Regions from separate parts of the Homo sapiens genome. Here regions 2, 3 and 4 are each linked to region 1. A link is a contact called in ENCODE Hi-C data. All regions are on one chromosome and are shown on one strand. The core of a region is the stretch at or near the end of the contact, and the rest is flanking DNA. Distances in the headings are between cores, read along the strand shown.

Evidence for each region. Hi-C counts contacts between places; a loop is a spot of excess contacts on that map. Pooled maps may share reads with other maps.
Region 2: a pooled map shows a loop between it and region 1 (7-fold over the local background). The contact joins the enhancer-like site here to the promoter of ECE1-AS1 in region 1. A Hi-C loop is called at or near these places in 2 of 37 single-sample maps with no recorded cell type and 2 of 50 pooled maps.
Region 3: a pooled map shows a loop between it and region 1 (12-fold over the local background). The contact joins the promoter of IFFO2 here to the promoter of ECE1-AS1 in region 1. A Hi-C loop is called at or near these places in 9 of 50 pooled maps.
Region 4: a pooled map shows a loop between it and region 1 (28-fold over the local background). The contact joins the promoter of E2F2 here to the promoter of ECE1-AS1 in region 1. A Hi-C loop is called at or near these places in 2 of 37 single-sample maps with no recorded cell type and 8 of 50 pooled maps.

Annotation. Positions count from the first base shown.
Region 1 is chr1:21,291,211-21,295,733 of GRCh38, forward strand. It overlaps ECE1-AS1 (ECE1 antisense RNA 1), which reads left to right and starts at 2,080. Exons shown (of 3, transcript NR_038404.1): 1 at 2,080-2,533; 2 at 2,724-3,000. It also overlaps a transcript of ECE1 not described here. RefSeq lists enhancers at 2,027-2,116, 2,958-4,157, 3,497-3,656.
Region 2 is chr1:23,718,208-23,722,730 of GRCh38, forward strand. No RefSeq gene overlaps it. Among named protein-coding and RNA genes, the nearest start is that of ELOA, 23 kb to the right of the region's middle. Within about 2 kb of position 2,529, at least 5 of the 41 ENCODE cell types and tissues checked have a DNase peak (open chromatin) inside an H3K27ac peak, as active enhancers do.
Region 3 is chr1:18,954,289-18,958,811 of GRCh38, forward strand. IFFO2 (intermediate filament family orphan 2) reads right to left here and starts at 2,388. Exons shown (of 9, transcript NM_001136265.2): 1 at 1,380-2,388. The coding sequence starts at 2,044. RefSeq lists silencers at 1,141-1,330, 1,571-1,830, 2,401-2,570.
Region 4 is chr1:23,529,188-23,533,710 of GRCh38, forward strand. It overlaps E2F2 (E2F transcription factor 2), which reads right to left and starts at 2,046. Exons shown (of 7, transcript NM_004091.4): 1 at 1,355-2,046. The coding sequence starts at 1,606. RefSeq lists silencers at 1,452-1,600, 2,138-2,277.

The DNA.
Region 1 (4,523 bases), core at 830-3,329:
AGTTAGGGACTCAGGCCCAGCACTGTCCCAACCAAGAACCCCAGAGAGGTCTAACCCAGCAGATTTCCAAAGGACTCTCCGCTTCTAGCAAGGCGGGAATCCCTGCATTTATGCGTACTTTTCAGCTTTGCAAAGTGCATTTCTGCTCATTCCAAATTTGATTCTCACAGTCACACATATGTGTGAATAAACAGGTTTAGAGGGGTGAGGGGCCTGACGTCACAGGGACAGTGAGGGCAATGGCTCCAGATGGTCTCCTGGCTTCCACTCCTGCCCTCTGACAGCCCCCTCAGCAGCCAGGATGAGCCTTTAAAATGAAATCTGGCTGAGGCCAGGCACCATGGCTCGCTCGCGCCTGTAATCCCAACACTTTGGGAGGCCAAGTTGGGTAGATCACTTGAGGTCAGGAGTTCAAGACCAGCCTGGCCAACATGATGAAACCCCATCTCTACTAAAAATACAAAAAATCAGCTGGGCCTGGTGGCATGCATCTGTAATCCTAGCTACTCAGGAGGCTGAGGCAGAAGAATCGCTTGAACCCAGGAGGTCGAGGTTGCAGTGAGCTGAGATTGTGCCACTGTACTCTAGCCTGGGTGACAGAGTGAGACTCCATCTCAAACAAACAAACCACAGAAATCTGGCTGGGTTCAGTGGTTCACACCTGTAATCCCAGCACTTTGGGAGGCTGAGGCAGGAGATCACTTGAGTCTAATTCTAGGCCAGCCTGGGCAACACGGACCCCATCTCTACAAAAAGAAAATATATATATATATATTTATATATTATATATTTTTAATTAGCAGGACGTGGTGGTATGCGCCTGTAGTCCCAGCTACTTGGGAGGCTTAGGTGGGAGAATCGCTTGAAGCCAGGAGGTGGCGGCTACAGTGAGCTGTGATTGCACCACTGCACTCCAGCGTGGACGACACAACAAGATCTTGTCTGAGTAAATAAATAAAATAAAAAAAAATTCTGATATTACCACTCCCTTGCTTAAAAACCCTCCACTGTCCTGGAATGAAATCCAAACCCTTCACCAGGCCCCATGGCCCCTGCCCACTCTGGGCCCTCATCTTGTGCTGCCAGCGCCCCCTCCCCCACCAACCTCCTCACACAACTCCTCAGTTTCTACAAGTTTCTTCTTCCCCCAAGACCTTTGTAGCTGCTGTTGTCTCTATCTGGAACATTTTTTCCTCCTCTCTACTCTTCCCATGGTCAGCTCCAACTTCAGATCTCAGCCTACCAGCTCCTCAAATGTCCCAGGAACCCTAAGCAGTCCCCCAAATTCTCTGTTACAGCATCCTGTTTGTTTTCCTTTACAGTACTTGTTGCAGACTGTTTTGTTTCCATGTCTTTATCATCACTGTCTCTGTCCCTCTCCAGAATCCACAGCTTTACTGGGGCTGGGACCTTGTCTGGCCTGTCCAACAGAGACTCTCCATCACCCGGCACAGAGTAGGTGCTCAACAAACGGTTGTTAAAATCAAAGGGGGGACAAGTAGAGGGGAAGTGCCTTCAAGTTCTCAAGAACTCTCCTGCATCTAACTTCATAATGCCTACAGAAACAGGGAACACATCTAAAGGTCACAGGCCCTGGGGAGGCAGGGTGCATGGGAAAGCTCTGAATTCTGGAGACTTCTGCCTCACTCCCACTGGGTGGAGGAGTTTCCATTACCCATCCCAGAGAGAGAGGGGACTCTGAGGCTGCTTCACTTACTGCTGGGTTGCAGCTGGGCTTTTTCTAGAACAGGACACTTGGTTACACTACGTTACCAGGTGTCGATTGCCAGAGGAAAAGACTTTTGAAAAAGAAGTTCAGTTCACAGAACATCTCCCCGGGGCATGTGGGTGGTGTAAGGGATTCACCCGGCTGGTGTACGGGATTTGTCAGTTCTTTTATACCATCTCTTTTAAGCTTCTCACCCTTCCCTCAGAAGCAGGTATCACTGGTTCCTTTTACAGAGAATGAAACTGAGGCTTGGGGAAGTTAACTCGCCCAGGTGTGGTTAAGCGATGGCTCCTCCTCCTTCTGTCTCATTTCAGAGATTTCCCCCTTCTGGCAAGCTCTCCTGACCACCCTCCAGGGACCCCAGACAGCATTTGGTCCCTGGCTCTGTGTCCCCACACAGCCACCCTACCCCATGCTGCCTTTTACTGAGGCACACAGCATTTTAGACAGGAGAACCCTGATGGCAGAGGCTGGGTCTCACGGGACCCTGTCTCCTTAAGGGCTTAGTCTGGGGCTGGAGCCTCTACAGATGTTTGAGCAAAGGCGGGAGGCAAGGGAGGGAGGCCGGAAGCCACCCCAGGGACTCTGATGTCCACCCTGCGGCAGCCTGTCTGTGGACAGATGATGCAGGAAGCTCACGGAACTCCCAAGCAGAAATCAGCAGAGATGGAGCCTGGTTATTTTTCAGCACACAAAAGCCGAGGGCCCCTTCCTGAGATGCCTGCCTCAGCCCGGTAGTGAAACTGAACCCACCTCAGACGGGAAAGGCTTGGCGGGCTCTGCTTGGTGGGAAGTCCACAGTGGGTGAGTGACATTTCAACAGCTGCCTGGGGCCCTTCGCCCAGGGCCTTCCATTCACTACCCCAATGGCTCCCCACACCCACCTAGAGCCTCAGCCTCACAAGTACCGCTTCCAGCTTACAGAGAGGGGGAGGGGCCTAGACAGACCAAAAACCAACCATGCCACTTGACAAATTCTCTCCTAACCCCACAGTGCCTCGTCCCTGAGATGAGAATCATCACCTCCGCTTTACAAATGAGATGACCAAGGGTCAGAGAGGAGAAAGGACCTCCCCCCAGCCCTGAGTCACCTGCCTGGAGACTGAGGGAGCCATAATGCGAATCTTCCCCTTGCCAAACCCACTGACTCCATTACGCTGCCTCCAGAGAACCCGAGCCCCGCGGCGAGAAAGTGGTAGAGCTGGGCCTCGAACCTGGGTCCTGGACTCTTGGTCCTGTGCTCCTTGTGGAAGATGGAACTGCTTCTTCAGGTGGGAACCTCACAGAGTCTGGGTGCCCTGGGCAGACTGAGGCTCTGGGCTGACAGGGCAGCCAGCACTTATTCTCCCTAATTGTCTCATTTGCAGTTGTGGGTGCCACGCCTGGCCCCGAGTGTGTTGGGGAAGGTAAAGAACCTCCACTTTGGTCTTCTCAGTTCCCTTCCTGGCACTGTGCAGCCGTGGAGGAGAAATCTGGGTTGAATCTGGGTCTAGTGTTCAAGAGGAGGGCCTGGCAGAAACCAAGAGTGAAGGGGTGGAACCACAGCTCCCTGTGGACTGCCCCGTCCTCAGTCCCCGGTGCCCCAGCTGCACAGAGGAAGTGATGACAGCCAGATGAAGGTGCAACAGTGCCCAGCTCTGGAAACTCCACCCTTGTAAATCAAAGGCCTGTGGTGAGCAGAAACGAGAAATATAAACACGCACAGGTTTCTGGCGACAAAAGCCTCCTGGCCTGGTAGCACCTGGGCATGACCCCCTTTGCCCAGACGACATTAGTCACTCATATGGCTCTTGCGTTTGGTTGGCCAAAGGCGGGGGATTGTTAAGTCATCTTGGGGTGATGAGGTGGAAAAGGGAAGCCCCACATGTGAAATTCTGAGGCCTGGGACTGAGCCACACCCTCCACAGCTACTTTCACATTGTCTCTAAGCCTCAGCTCCTTAGAGACGCTGCCCTTTGTGGCCGAAGTCCCCATCAGTTACTACTTTTGGTGCTGGTAATTGGCTGGGATCTGTTCAATCTTTACATGTCATCTAAAACACACTCATATTATCTGGTAGCTAAACACTTATATTTCACAGATGCTATAATGTAGTGGGTAAAATCTCTGGATCTAAACCTCATTTCAGATCCCCAGTCTGAACTTCCCAACTCTGTGACCCTGAGCAAGTGACTCAGCCTCTCTGTGCCTCAGTACTCATCTGTCAAATGAGGAGGATGATGATAACAATAGTACCTCCCTCATAGGACTGTGGTGACACTTAAATGAGTTAATATAGATAAAGTGCTTGGCTGGGCATGGTGACTCATGCCTGCAATCCCAGCACCTGGGGAGACCCAGGCCGGAGGATTGTTTGAGGCCAGGAGTTCAAGACCAGCCTGGGAAACACAGCAAAACCCTGTCTCAAAAAAACAAAAACAAAAACAAACCCAAGTAACACAACTTTGGGCAAGGGATAAGATATAAAAATATGGCTATCATTTCTAAAGATATGCCACTTGACATTTATTATTATTACATTATCCATTATATTTCCCAGTATTTTTCACCAGAGAAATTTCCATGTGATTAGCTTATTTTAAAATTTACTATGAAGTTCCTGAAAGTGTAAACTGCTTCTTTACTTTTTAATAACAGGAATCAGCTTGTATCTCTTTTTTCTTTGGCTGCCAGGAAACTCATAGCCAAATCAGAAACTCGCCTATGGGCACTTTCTTGGCCTTTAGGTTCAGCTTTTTCCTTGTCCACATTTTCCACTCTGTTTTCCGTGATTCTGATTTTCCATTTGGTATTG
Region 2 (4,523 bases), core at 1,279-3,778, 2.4 Mb after region 1:
ATGGGATGGAAAAAGTCCTGGAGATGGATAAGATGGATACTGGTGATGGTTGCAGTGTGGATCTACAGAATGCCACTGACTGAATGGCATAGCTAAATGTTAGATATATGTATTTATTTTACCACAACACAAAAATAATACATTTGAGACTTTGTCTTGAAGAACATGAAATTTAAAATTATGAAAATAAATTCATTTTATATTTAACCAACAAAAGGTAATACAAATAGTAGTCATATAATAGCCATCATGGTCAGTGCTACAGAGAGTCCTATCTGGTGTTGGGAGAGAAGATGGCAGGTAAACCTGCTCAGGTTAGTGGGGTTCTGAAACCGAGAAGGGCTTCACCAGGAGAATGGCATTTCAACTAAGCCCTGAAAGAGAAAGCTTGGTGAGAAGGGGTGGGTGTTTGTGGAAGACAAGACATTCCAGGCAGCAGGAACAGCAAGGCGAAGGCCAGAAGCAGGAGCGCCCCTTTGGTGGAGTTGAGGAATTACAAGGTTTGTATGTGGAACACAGAGTGGGGTGGAGGTTGGGCTTGCAAAGGATTTTAGGCCCCTCCTAGGAGCAGATGGAATCCATCAAAGAGTTTGGGCAAGGGATTTTTATTTTTAATTGGTAAGCCCCTTGATTTGGTTAAGTAGAAAGGAATGGAAAATAAAGTTTATTGAGGGGTTTCTATGTGTCAGCTGCTTTACCTACCATTCCCTTCTTGGGTAGAAGCCCTGTGAGGTCAGAATTACTAGGAGATGAGTTCCTTGAGGACAAGGATGAGGCATTCTCAAATCTCTGATACTAAGTAGGACACTTGGCTCAGATGATGTGCTCAATAATGATCCACATGGTTGATTTTACAGATGAGGCTCAGGGAGGTGAAGCCATTTACCCCAAGTGAGCAGGTGAGGAGGCCGTGCAGCCTAGGAGCTGTGCCAACCCTAAGCCCATACCCCTTTCTAGACCATGCTACACATGTCACAACCCCAGATTTCCCTGCTGTTTTCCAGAGCCTCTTCCCTGGGTCCCTCCTCCCCAGAACACTGGTGTGTGTACCCCTAGGCCCAAGGGGTGGCCAAGGGGCATCTGTCTGTGAGTGTGACTTTGCACTTAGGAGCTGGTGTGACCCCTGGGCTGAACGTGAGGCCCTGTGGTGCAGGACAGAGACTAAGGCAGTGTATTCATTTCCTATTTCTGCTGTAAAAAAATTACCGCAAACTTACTATCTGACATTTATGGAGGCCAGAGGTCCAAAATGGGTCTCACTGGGCTATAATCAAGGTATAGCCATGGCTGTGTCCTTCCTGAGGCTCCAGGGAGAATCTGTTTGCTTGCCTTTTCCAGCTTCTAGAGGCCACCTGTGTTCCTTGGCTGGTGGCCACCTTCAAAGCCAGCAATCCCATCACTCCAGCCTTTGCCTCTGTCATCACATCTTCTCTGACTCTGACTCATGCTTCTCGCTTTCACTTAGAAGCACCCTTGTGATTATTTTGGGCTACCTCAATAATCCAGGATAATCTCCCTATCTTGAGGTCAGCTGATTAGCAATTTTTATTGTATTAAAATAAATAAATTTGTAATATAAATTGAAATGAGGTCTTGCAATGTTGCCCAGGCTGGTCTCAAACCTCTGAGTTCAAGTGATCCTCCTGCCTCGGCCTCCCAAAGTGCTGGGATTACAGGTGTGAGCCACCATGCTTGGCCTGATTAGCAATTTTAATTCCCCCTTGCCATGTAAGATAACATATTCACAGGTTCCTGGGATCAGGGTGTGGACACCTGGGGTGGGGAGGGGACATTATTCTGCCTAATGCAGGTGGGAAGAACAGCATGTAGGTTAGGGGCTAGTTCTCCTTGTGCCACCACATCCCCAAGAACTCTTAGGAATCTGAGAATGTTAAATTTAAACCTAGCCCCAGGTCATTATGAAGGTATATTCATCGAAGTAAGAGAACAGAATAGGATAGGATAGAGTAAAAACTGTATTTAATGGTTTGTTAGTTTTTAACTTTTAAATATTTAGATAAATGGTATGTGGGCCTCTGTATACACTTTTGCCATCAGCCATGCAAATATTAGAGGTCCGTCTAACCCAAAGTCACATAGCCGGTGAGGAGTCAAATTAGAACACAGATGTGTTACTTTCACCACACAAGGCCCCTCTTCAAGGAGAAGTAAGGCACTGTCTTTCTCAGCTTCGAGGCTCTGTATCTCTGCCTGTTTCCTGGTGGTTACAGGCTATGTGCTCTGGAAACTCCTGCTGAGAACCTGGCCTCCTAGCCCTTCTGAAGCTGCAGTTCTTCTCTCACACCGTGTATTGCCCTATGCGGATACCTCTCATACAGACCCTCCACTGGGCCGTTCAAGTCCACGTACTTATGGGTTCACCAGCTAGTTAGTGCCCCCAGCAGGGATACAGAGATGGTTTAGTCACAGTCCCTGCTTGCAAGGAGCTCACAGTCTAGTGAGGACATCACACAAAGAAATGGACAGTGACGACCACACGAGAGACTCCTCCAGTGATGGGTGCACGATAATCTGGGGCAGATCTGGGGTGGGGTTAGGTACAGGCTGCTCAGAGGAAGTGATTCTCAAACTGAGTCTTAATGAGGCCAGGAGGCTGAGGGCTGGAATTTTGGGTTGGCATATTTATAGACCCTGAGGCTGCAATGGGGCAAGTTTGGGAAATCCCAACTCTGTCATGATGACTAGAACAAAGAGTAAGAGGTGAGAGGGGCCAGAAGTAAGGCTTAAAACACTAAGAGCCACAAAAAAAAAAAAAAAAAAAAAAAAAAAGCAAACAAACAAAAAAAACACTAAGAGCCTCAGCCCAGGAATGGTGGCTCATGCCTGTAATCCCAGCACTTTGGGAGGCCAAGGCAGGTGGATCACCTGAGGTCAGGAGTTCGAGACCAGCCTGGCCAACATGGTGAAACCCCATCTCTCCTAAAAATAGAAAAAAAATTAGCCAGGCATGGTGGCACACATCTGTAATTCCAGCTACTCGGGAGGCTGAGACAGGAGAATCGCTTGAACCTGGGAGGTGGAAGTTGCAGTGAGCCGAGATTGTGCCACTGCACTCCAGCCTGGGCAAGAGACTCTATCTCAAAAAAAAAAAAAAAAAAAAAAAAACCCAAAAAACACTAAGAGCCTCATTGACCCTAACAGGCTGTAGGCTTTATGAGGGGCCTAAATGTTACTGTTCATACTGTGCCTATGTACCAGGCACATCAGTGCAAGCAAGGCACGTGGCACATAGTAGATGCTTAGTAAATTTTTGCTGAAAGAATGAATGACAGGGCCAGGCACGGTGGCTTACACCTGTAATCTCAGCACTTTGGGAGGCCGAGGTGGGCAGATCACTTGAGTTCAGGAGTTCGAGACCAGCCTGGCCAACATGGTGAAACGATGTCTCTACTAAAAATACAAAAATTAGCTGGGCGTGGTGGTGTGTGCCTATAATCCCAGCTACTCGGGAGGCTAAGGCAGGAGAATCGCTTGAACCCAGGAGGCAGAGGTTACTGTGAGCTGAGATTGCACCACTGCTATCCAGCCTGGGTGACAAAGCGAGACTCCATCTCAAAAAAAAAAAAAAAAAAAAAAAGAATGATGAATGACAGGCTAGGCACTGTGGCTCATGCCTGTAATCCCAGCACTTTGAGAGGCTGAGGCAGGCAGATTGCTTGAGCCCAGGAGTTCGAGACCAGCCTGAGCAACATAGTGAAACCCCATCTCTACAAAAAATAAAAAAATAAGGTGGGCATGGTGGCATGCACCTGTAGTCCCAGCTACTTGGGAGGTAGGTGGGAGGTTGAGGCTGCAGTGAGCTGTGATCACACCACTGCACTGCAGCCTAAGTGGCAGCAAGACCTTGTCTCAAAAAAGAAAAAGAATGACATGGGCTGGGCGTGGTGGCTCACTCCTGTAATCCCAGCACTTTGGGAGGCTGAGGCAGGTGGATCACGAGGTCAGGGGTTCGAGGCCAGCCTGGCCAAGATGGTGAAACCCCATCTCTACTAAAAATACAAAAATTAGCCGGGCGCAGTGGCGGGCGCCTGTAATCCCAGCTACTCAAGAGGCTGAGGCACAAGAATCGCTTGAACCTGGGATGCGGAGGTTGCAGTGAGCTGAGATCGTGCCACTGCACTCTAGCCTGGGTGACAGAGCAAGACTCTGTCTTAAAAAAAAAAAAATGCTGGGCGCAGTGGCTCATGCCTGTAATACACTTTAGGAGGCTAAGGTGGGCAGATCACCTGAGGTAAGGAGTTCGAGACCAGCCTGACCAATATGGAGAAATCCTGTCTCTACTGAAAATACAAAATTAGCCGAGCATGGTGGCACGTGCCTGTAATCCCAGCTACTCGGCAGGCTGAGGCAGGAGAATCGCTTGGACCCGGGAGGTGGAGGTTGCGGTGGGCTGAGATCGTGCCATTGCACTCCATCCTGGGCAACAAGAGCAAAACTCCATCTCAAAAAAAAAAAAAAAAAGAACTAAAAACATTTGGTCTGAGTCTCTTAAGATATGGGGA
Region 3 (4,523 bases), core at 1,138-3,637, 2.3 Mb before region 1:
CACCATCCTGCTGTCTCCTCGAGCAACTGTGGGCAGATTTTATTATTCCCATTTCTCTGATGAGCAAACAGGCTTTCAAGTGATTTGATAATCTCACCAGCAGGTATAAGGCTGGCATTTGAATCCTACCCAGTTGCTAGCCTGTCCAATGGGAGAATACGGAAGGAGACCTATGCCCAGCTCCCTGGACAGACCTTTAGAGATGGAAGGAAGGGTCCTTCTCAGTACATCCTCCAAGCCCTGGAGTTCAGAGCCAATAGCTCCGAATGGAAGGCTGCCTGTGCCTGGAACAGCGATTGCCAGGGCCAGAGGGCCCCTTCCCCAGCCAGGCCTGAGATGCCAAAGACAGACCCTTCTTCTCTTATGGGAAGAGGAGGAGGATAGGAGACCCCTCTCCTCTTATCGGAAAGCCAAGCAGACAGTATTGTCGGCCAGACTGCAGACAGGAAGCAATGACAGTTTCCCAGCTGGGGAATCTGGGCTAGGCAGGAATGCACTGGCCAGTCTTGCAGAGTCTGGACCCCAGTTCTAGCCAGAGATTGTGGTCTCAGTCCATTCAATGTCCAGTCTCCAGCCCAACATTATCTTCTCCTGGGGGCTTTTAAGGCTGAGTTTGTTAGGGCTCAATAAACCATGAGACTCAGGGAGTGGGGAGAAGAGGGATGAAAGGAGGCATTTTATAAAAGCTTGTGAGCAGTCTGTTGTAGTTGTGGTTATCCAACCCAGCAAGCTGGACCTTACAGAGCTGGAGCAAGACGGCAGACACTGGCCCCAGGGGGTAGGGGCAGATCCATCCATTTTCAAAAACGTGATCTCATTTAATTCAAGAAATAAAAAGGCAGTGGGTTGGTTAGAGTTTTTCTTTTCATATGTTGAGGGAGGGGAGCATATTTCCTACTTCCTTGGTAAAAATACTTATGCTAGGAGACAGACTAGCCAGGAGTGGTTAAAATCTCTGGTTGAAATCCCGGTTTCACCACTTACTCGCCAAGCCACCTTAGGCAAATCACTTAGCATTTCTGCACCTCGGTTTCCTCATCTGCGAGATGAGGATAAGACTGCCTTACACAATACGCTGTATTGTGCTGAGAATTAAATGAGATCGCATAAAACACAGACAGTTATTATGTCACCTAGAAAACAATGTGCCTCACCAGTGACAGCATCGAGGTGGCCCCCACGGTAGCCAGCGCCCGCCCCCATCCTGGGATCTAGATAACTGGGCCTTCCTGGCGTACGTAAGACGCTCTGCAAACACAGCTTCCAGCCCACCTGCCAGTACCAGCTGCCCGCCCGGCCCCCGTCCCGCATACGCATTCCGCGGCAGCCTGGACCTGGGCGCCCCGTCCCAGGGCGGCGGGGGAGGGGCGGCCACTCACCTCCGCTTATACTCGTCGCGCTCGCGCTTCACCTTGGCCAGCACGTTGTAGAGCGCGCGGATCTCCGGCGTGATGGTGTCGATCTGCACGCCCACGCCGTCGGGGTGCACCCACGACACGCCGGGGCCCTGCACGGTCTCCACGCCGCCGCCGCCCGTGCGCCGCACCTGCGTGTAGCTCCAGATGGTCCCGGGCAGGCGGCCGTAGTGCTGCGGGTGCGAGCCGCCGCCGGGGGGCAGGCCGCCCAGGGCCACGGCATTGGCGTTGGCGCCGGCCGCCGCGCCACTGCTGAGGCCGTGCCCGCCGCCGGGCGCCGGGGGCCGCAGCAACTCGGGCCCGGTCTGCACGGCCTGCTCGCGGGAGAAGGTCTTGTAGCGCAGCCGCCGCTCGCGCTCGCTCTGCTGCTGCTCCAGCTGCTTCTCCAGCAGCCGGTTGCGCCGCTCCAGCTCGTGCACCTTAGCCAGGAAGCAGCGGAAGCGCACGTTGAGCCCCTTCAAGAGGTGGATGTTGGAGCCCAGGTCGTCCCGCAGCGCCGCCGTCACCGGCGACGGACCCGGCCCTGCCCCGCCGCCGCCGCCGCCCCCGCCAGGGCAGCCCCCGCCGCCGCCGCCCGGCGGGCAGCCGAAGGCCAAGGCCATCTCCCCGAACAGCAGCGAGTTCACCATGCGCCGGCTGCGCGGCTCAGGGCCCCGGGCCCGCGGCTCCAGGTGCGGCTCCAGCTCCGGGCAGGGCTCCCGGCGCGGCCGGGCCAGGGTGGGCGCGGGCTCCAGCGCGGCCGGCCGGGCGGTTCCAGATGCGCGCCAGATGCGGCCTCCGCAGAGACGGCAGGACGGATGGCCCCGGATGCGGGCGCCGAGGCGAGAGAGGGCACTCGGCCGCTCCTCGGGACGCGGTGGAGGCCGCGGTATCTGCGCGGGGCCAGAAGGGTCGCGGGTCTCACCGCCCGGGCTGTCAGAGACGCTGTGGAGGGGCCGCGGCAGCCGCACGCAGAGGACTCTCGGCCGGCACTGCCCCTTCTGCGGCGGGCCCCGCCCACTGCAGACACTGGCCCCGCCCCCGCCGCGGCCCCGCCCACCCCTCCTCCCTCTGCGGCGTTCCCCGAGCCCGAGGCTCCGCCCCACGAGGCCCGCAGCGCCGGGCCCCACCCACAGACCCTCGGCTCCGCCCACCTCCGGGTTCTCCCGCTTTCTCCGCAGCATAGACTCCGCCCAGCTCCCCGGCGGGGCCACGCCCTCTCCTGCGTCTGGTCCTGCCTCCCCGCCGGGTGCCGATTCTCTGCTGGGGGACCCGGACCGCAGAGCTGCACCAGGGACCGGGTTAGCTGGAACCGCCGCAGAGCCAGCCGGGCCTCTTAAAGGGGCCAGCAGCCTCGGCAACGCTCGCTTTCCACTTTTTAGGGCGCTCCTCTCCCACGTCGCCTGCCGAGAGGGCTCCGTTTCTCTGTCCTCTCTGCCCGCAATGCCCCTGGCCCCAAATTCCTTCGGATGTGCGCGACCGCGGCTGGAAGGGCTGGGGGACCACAGTATCCGAAGGTGCATCGGCACCCCACCCCCACTCTAGCCTGGGGAGGCCCAGATCGACCTTTCGGGGATAAGAGGGCGCCCGTGCCCCACGCTGCGGACCCGGGGGTGGGCTCCTCGAATGCTAGCTGCGGGCCTTGTCCTCTCGAGATCGGCCCGGGCACAGCTAAGCCCGCTGGTTCCCCCGCCCACTGAGGAGCCGAGCAGCATGGGGGTTGGGGAGGCCGAGCAAGACCCTCCCGGGATGACACCCACAAACTCGGCCTGGGCCTCGCCTCTGCTGAGCTGCTCAGCACCTCCCCACCACCCACACCCACACGCTGAGATGAAGCTGACCCCGAGAGCTGGGGATTCATTTCACAGACATGGGGCTTAGCGGGCCGCCTGGGGCAGACCGAGGCAACCCGAGGACCCATTCATTCATTCATTCATTCATTCAAATGTTTTCACACCTACCACGTTAAAGGCCAAGTTCTCCAGTCTCTGGTGTCTCCTGAACCGTGTTGCAAACATTAGTATATGTCAGGCGCCATACTTATTTATTATCCCCATTTTACAGAGAAGGTCACTGAGACGTTAAGTAGCCACAATGGTCCAAAGTGCATGCTCTAACCGGCCTTCCACAATGCTGGCCTCGGGCCTCGTGTCCATTTCCGCATTTGGTCCTCACCGCAAACCTCAGAGGGGAGGTGACCCCCACCTTGAACCCCCACCTTTGAACGCCTGTGGCTTGCATTGTATGCACTTAACCAGATATGTGGCATGTTTCAGATACTTCCGACTGCATTTTTTACTAGCAGTTTAATTTTTGTCTTGTTATTAACTTTTGTGTTTGTTTTGTCTCTTTGTATGTAAGCTTGAGGACAGGCACACTGTCTTACATGGACAATGCCTTGGTGTTCTTGGTGACAAAGGAGACACGGGCTTGCCCTGGAGTGATGTGGCTGTGATGTTAGTCTGCTGTGTTTTTGATTTAGCCACAAAAGCAAACCTTCCCCATAGTTCCTTCCCTCAACCACAGTTCCTTGCTTCCTGCCAACACGGACTCACCTTAAACACCCAGCTCTGAAACTCACTCATCTAGAAACCTTTCTCTGCTTAACCCAACCCAGTCTGGACACTGCCCTTTACTCTTCGTTCTCTCGTCTCTTGATGATGTTCTTGTTTATCTAACCTAAGGAATCAAAACCCCTTTGCCTTGAAGCAGAGGTTCATGGACCCCCAAGAGGACTGAGGATAGAATTCTGGGGGGTCCATGACACAGGGGTGGACAAAAGTTATACCTTTAGCCTCACTAATCTCTAAAGGCTTTGTTGTCTGTTTGTTTATTTGTTTGTTTGAAACAGAGTTTCACTCTTGTTGCCCAGGCTAGAGTGCAATGGTGCGATCTTGGCTCATCACAACCTCCACCTCCGGGGTTCAAGAGATTATCCTGCCTCAGCCTCCCAAGTAGCTGGGATTACAGGCATGCGCCACCACACCCGGCTAATTTTTTTGTATTCTTAGTAGAGATGGGGGTTTCTCTATGTTGGTCAGGCTGGTCTTGAACCCCCAACCTCAGGTGATCCGCCCACCTTGACCTCCCGAAGTTCTGGGATTACAGACGTAAGCCACCGTGCCCAGC
Region 4 (4,523 bases), core at 796-3,295, 2.2 Mb after region 1:
ATCTATTTCACGAACTACAAAGATGTTTTAGGCTATAAAACACTGAACACAAGATACCCAATCCCAGTTATCCTCGGTTGCTTAACCTGTAAAATGGGGATAATACCATTCCTGCCCACTGCCCTCCTAGTTAGAAATCATGTGCAGGAAGGGTCTCCAGGAAGGTTAACGTTTTGAACATGGGCAAAGCCTGAGTCCACTGGCAGGGAGTGGTGGCTCTGCCTGCATCCAGAGCTGGCTGGGCATCCGTGCTTGCTGACTAGCACAGGTCTGACCAGATGCCTCTGGGGCAGTGGGGGGTGGTCTTATCCCTGTACCCGAACTTATTCACCAAACTCACAACTAAGCAAACCTACAACACCCCCTTCCTCTCCCTGGAGCCTGCTTCCAAAACCCAGGACCTGGAGCTGAATGTGGCTGAGAAGAGCTAGCCCCACAGCCACCCTGTGCACACACGCATTGTGAAGGAGAGAACACTGAAGCCCAGACTGGGTCCAAGACTTGTCCAAGGACACACAGAGAATTAGTGGCAGAGTCACACCAGAAACCAGGCTCCTCAACCACCACCACCTCCACTCCCCCAGGCTTTTCCCACTCCACCCCCCACCCTAAAGTTGTTTTGATTCACACGGGCTCCAGGAATTCCACTCCCACAAAACACACCCTGAGCCCAGGTCAGCAGGCAGCCTGGTGCCACTACACTTTGGGCCCTCTCTGGCAACGAGCCTGGGAGCTTGAGGAGAGAGCAGCCAATCTGAACAGAACCCAAGGGGGCTGCCCACATTTGTATCTGCTACATGGCTGTCTGGGAGGGAAGACTGGGCCTGGGGGAGGACCTAGGGCAGATACTTGGGGCTATCTCAGGAGCTGGCTGGACAATTTGGAGTCTGTCCATGGCAGATTGGATGTGAGAGACCCACTAGACCTATCCCTCTGTCTTACCAAAGTCCCACAGTGTCCCCAGGCCATACTCTTTGCCTGGACAATAGCAGGCACCCAGTACTGGTTTCTGGCCAAACAATGAAGTAATGAATGAATGGCGGCAACGCTGGCTGCATGGACTTCCCCAAGGTCACACAGTGCACTGGGAGTAGTGAGTTGGGTCTCCCTCCAGACTCGCAATCCAGTGCTCATTCCACTCCACTAGAATGGATGAGATTATTTCATCCAAAGTCTGAAAATGAAGGGGTCTTCTACTCAGATATTGGGGGCACTGGGTCCTGGAAACTGAAAGCTCATCTTCCCTCTTCCCAAAACTCTACCTGCTCCACTCAAACTGGATCTCAGGCACCCCTCCCTCCTTTCCCACACCTGGAAAAGCATAGGGGGAAGCGGTGGGGGCCCCCAGCATTACCGGCAGCCGGCCTGCCGGCAGGCATCGCACAACTTGGCCCTCGGGTCCGTGGGGAGTGGCGTCGAGGCAGGTGCCTGGCGCCGCTGCGGGAGGCGCCGTCTGCGGGTACAGCGGTGTGTAGTAGGTAGCAGTAGCTGGGCAGAGCTGGGGGCTGCTGAGGCCGGATGGCCACAGCTCTGTGGGGCTCATCGCGGGCACCACCTTCGGGGTCTGCCCAGCGGCCGAAGCCAAGGCCCGGGGCCCTTGCAGCATAGCGAGTAAGGCGCCCCCTACCCAAAAGGGCTTGGCGCGCCCGCGGACACCTGCGGGTTCCGGTGCTGCCGCCTTTCACACGGCCCGCGGCATGGCGCGGAGGCCGGGGGAAGCCGCCAATGGACGCCTGCGGGGCAAGGCCGGACCCTCCCCTCCTGGCCCGCGGCCGAGCAGAGAGCAGCGCTTAGAGATCGCCGCTTGGAGATCGCCCGGCGGCTGCGGTGGTGGCACTGCCAGGGGCTGTCTCGTCCCGAGGGCACCGCGACCCGGGACGCCCCGCGCTCCCCAAGGCCTCGGCACCTGGGGTCCGGCCGGCTCTGGGGAGGGGTCCCCGGCGTGCCCTCAAGCTCGGCGGAGACGCGATGCGCTGGGATGGGGAGGGGGGTCTCGACTGCACCGACTTCCTTGCGGCTCGCTCTCTAGTCCTTGAGTCTTTCTCTGCCTCTTTTTTTTCTTCTTTTTTTTTTTTTTTTAGCGCCAAACGTCGTGCCGCGAAATTCGGATCTCCCGCGGAAAATGCCGCGCTCCGGTTGGCTGCTGCGACAGTACAGGCTCCACCCCCCCCCCCCCCCCCGGAAAGAACGCGTCCTCGAGGCGGCGATTGCAACACTAGCTTCGCTGCTTAAAGGGGCAGCCACACCTGCTGTTGGTGCCGCCAGCCGCCGGCCGCGCTAGTTAGCAGCCGGCGAGACGGAGACAGAGGGTGGTTCCGGGATTCACAGTGCAGAGGCGGCCAGAGCAGTGCACAGCGCCCCGAGAAATGGGCCCGGATTCCCTGGGATTGAAGGGAAACATTTTGGCGCGGGGTCCCAGCCTGAGCCCAGACCCAGCAGTGTATTCCCCAGGCCACAGGCCCTTTTGTTAGTTTGCATTGTTGCTTAGCTAGCACATGTGCATTCATATCCCCTTTCCTGCTAAAATGAAGGCCAGGAACCTGTTCCCTTTAATGGCAGAGGGGTGAGGGACGGAGGCAAACTAGTCTACTTCTTTGTAGGGAAAACTAACATCTATTCAGCGCCTACAGGATGCCAGGCACCATGCTAGATCCTTACAAGCGTTGTTTTAGTTAATTTATTCCAACAATCCTGGGAAGAGGAATGATGATCCCCATGATAAAGACTGACAGTCTGAAAGGCTGGGTAACTTGCCCAAGGTCATACAGAGAGATTCCCTGATTTGAGAGCTGGCAACAGAATCTGGGACAGGTCCCAGCTCTGGAGCCCTTGTTTTTCCAGTTAAGGGGTTCTTCTACTCTCCCAAGCTGCCTGGGGGCACAGCAGGGTCAGAGTCCCACTGCAGAGCTTTGTCTTGTTCACAGTTGTATTATTAGGACCCAATACTCAGTAAATGTTTGAACATCTCTAGGTTTCTTTTAAACAATCCTTTTGTCACAAGAGCCTCTCTGCCTCATTCAAAAACCTTCATTGCTGATAATACATTCCTCATCACTCCGGTTTAGAGAGGCTCAGAGAAGCAAACTTGGGTAGTGAGTGGTAAAAAGTTGCTAGAAGCTGCTGCTAGATTTCAGGTCTGATTTCTTGCCTGGTGCTGTGTGATTTTTATGCAAGTCTGAGCCTTGGCATTCAAAGCCCTCCAGAGACAGTCCACAGCTTAATTCCTCATTAGATGGTTGAGGCCAAGGTGGCAATAACCCATGATGATTAAGAGCCCAGGCTTTGTAGCCAACAGCCCCGAATTCAAACCCAGGCCCAGACACTTTATTATTCATTGTGTGACCAAGGCAAATTTTGTAAATTCTCTGATCCTTGATCCTTGATTTTCTCCTCCTAATAGCACTTACCTCATATGATCATGAGGAAATCTCATGAGATAATGCATATAAAGCTTTCATCACAGAACCTGGATCATAAGGAGCCTCAAGAATTGGCAGCTGTTGTTATATCTCTGACTTTTTTTTTTTAGACAGAGTCTCACTCTGTCACCAGGTTGGAGTGCAGCGGTGCAATTCTCCTGCCTCAGGTTCAAGTGAGTCTCCTGCCTCAGCCTCCCGAGTAGCTGGGATTACAGGCGCCAGCCACCATGCCTGGCTAATTTTTGTATTTTCAGTAGAGGCAGGGTTTCACCATGTTGGCCACGCTGGTCTCGGACTCCTGACCTCAGGCAATCCGCCCTACTTGGCCTCCCAAAGTGCTGGGATTACAGGTGTGAGTCACCGCTCCCGGTCACATCTCTGACCTTATCTCCAGTGCATAAGACCCTTTTACTCTAGTCTACGTATCTCATTGGTCCTTTTTGGTCCTTTGAGGGCCAGCTTAAATCTCACCTCCTCCAAGAAGCCTCCCCTGCCTGCTTCCTCTCAGCCAGAATGGCTCTTACCCTCTTGGGACCCTTAGTGTGTTCTACCTCAACAAAACAAGGCTTCGTTTTCATACCTTGTTTATCAGTTAGGTTCTATGCTCCTTCAAGAATCTAGGTCAGATCTCTCTAGAATGCCCCTTAGCATCTAGGGCCTGGCTTGGAGTGCAGAAGGCAGGTAATAAATACTGATTATGATTCACTCATCTGCCTGGCTGCAAAGAATAGGAGAAGTTAATGAGATCTGAAGTCAGAAAGTCAGGAGGCCCAGATTAAGTAAGTCCCGCTCTCTACTTCCTAGTTAAGTGACACTGGACAGCCGCTGCTTCACTTCTCTTAACCACAATTTCCTCAACCATCAAATGTGGATAATGCTATCACTCAGTCAATTTCACATTACTTCAGAGACACTACTTAAATGACAGTGGTGGCGATGATCACTGATTTTTATTGAGAACCTACTATACACTGGGCTCTAAGCACCTTGAGCCCCTCCTCTGATCCTCACAACACTGCTCTGAGACGGACACTATTATTATCCCCATTTTACAGATGAGGGAACCTGGAAGGAATTGTGGCAGAGCAGGTTTGGGGAAGCAGC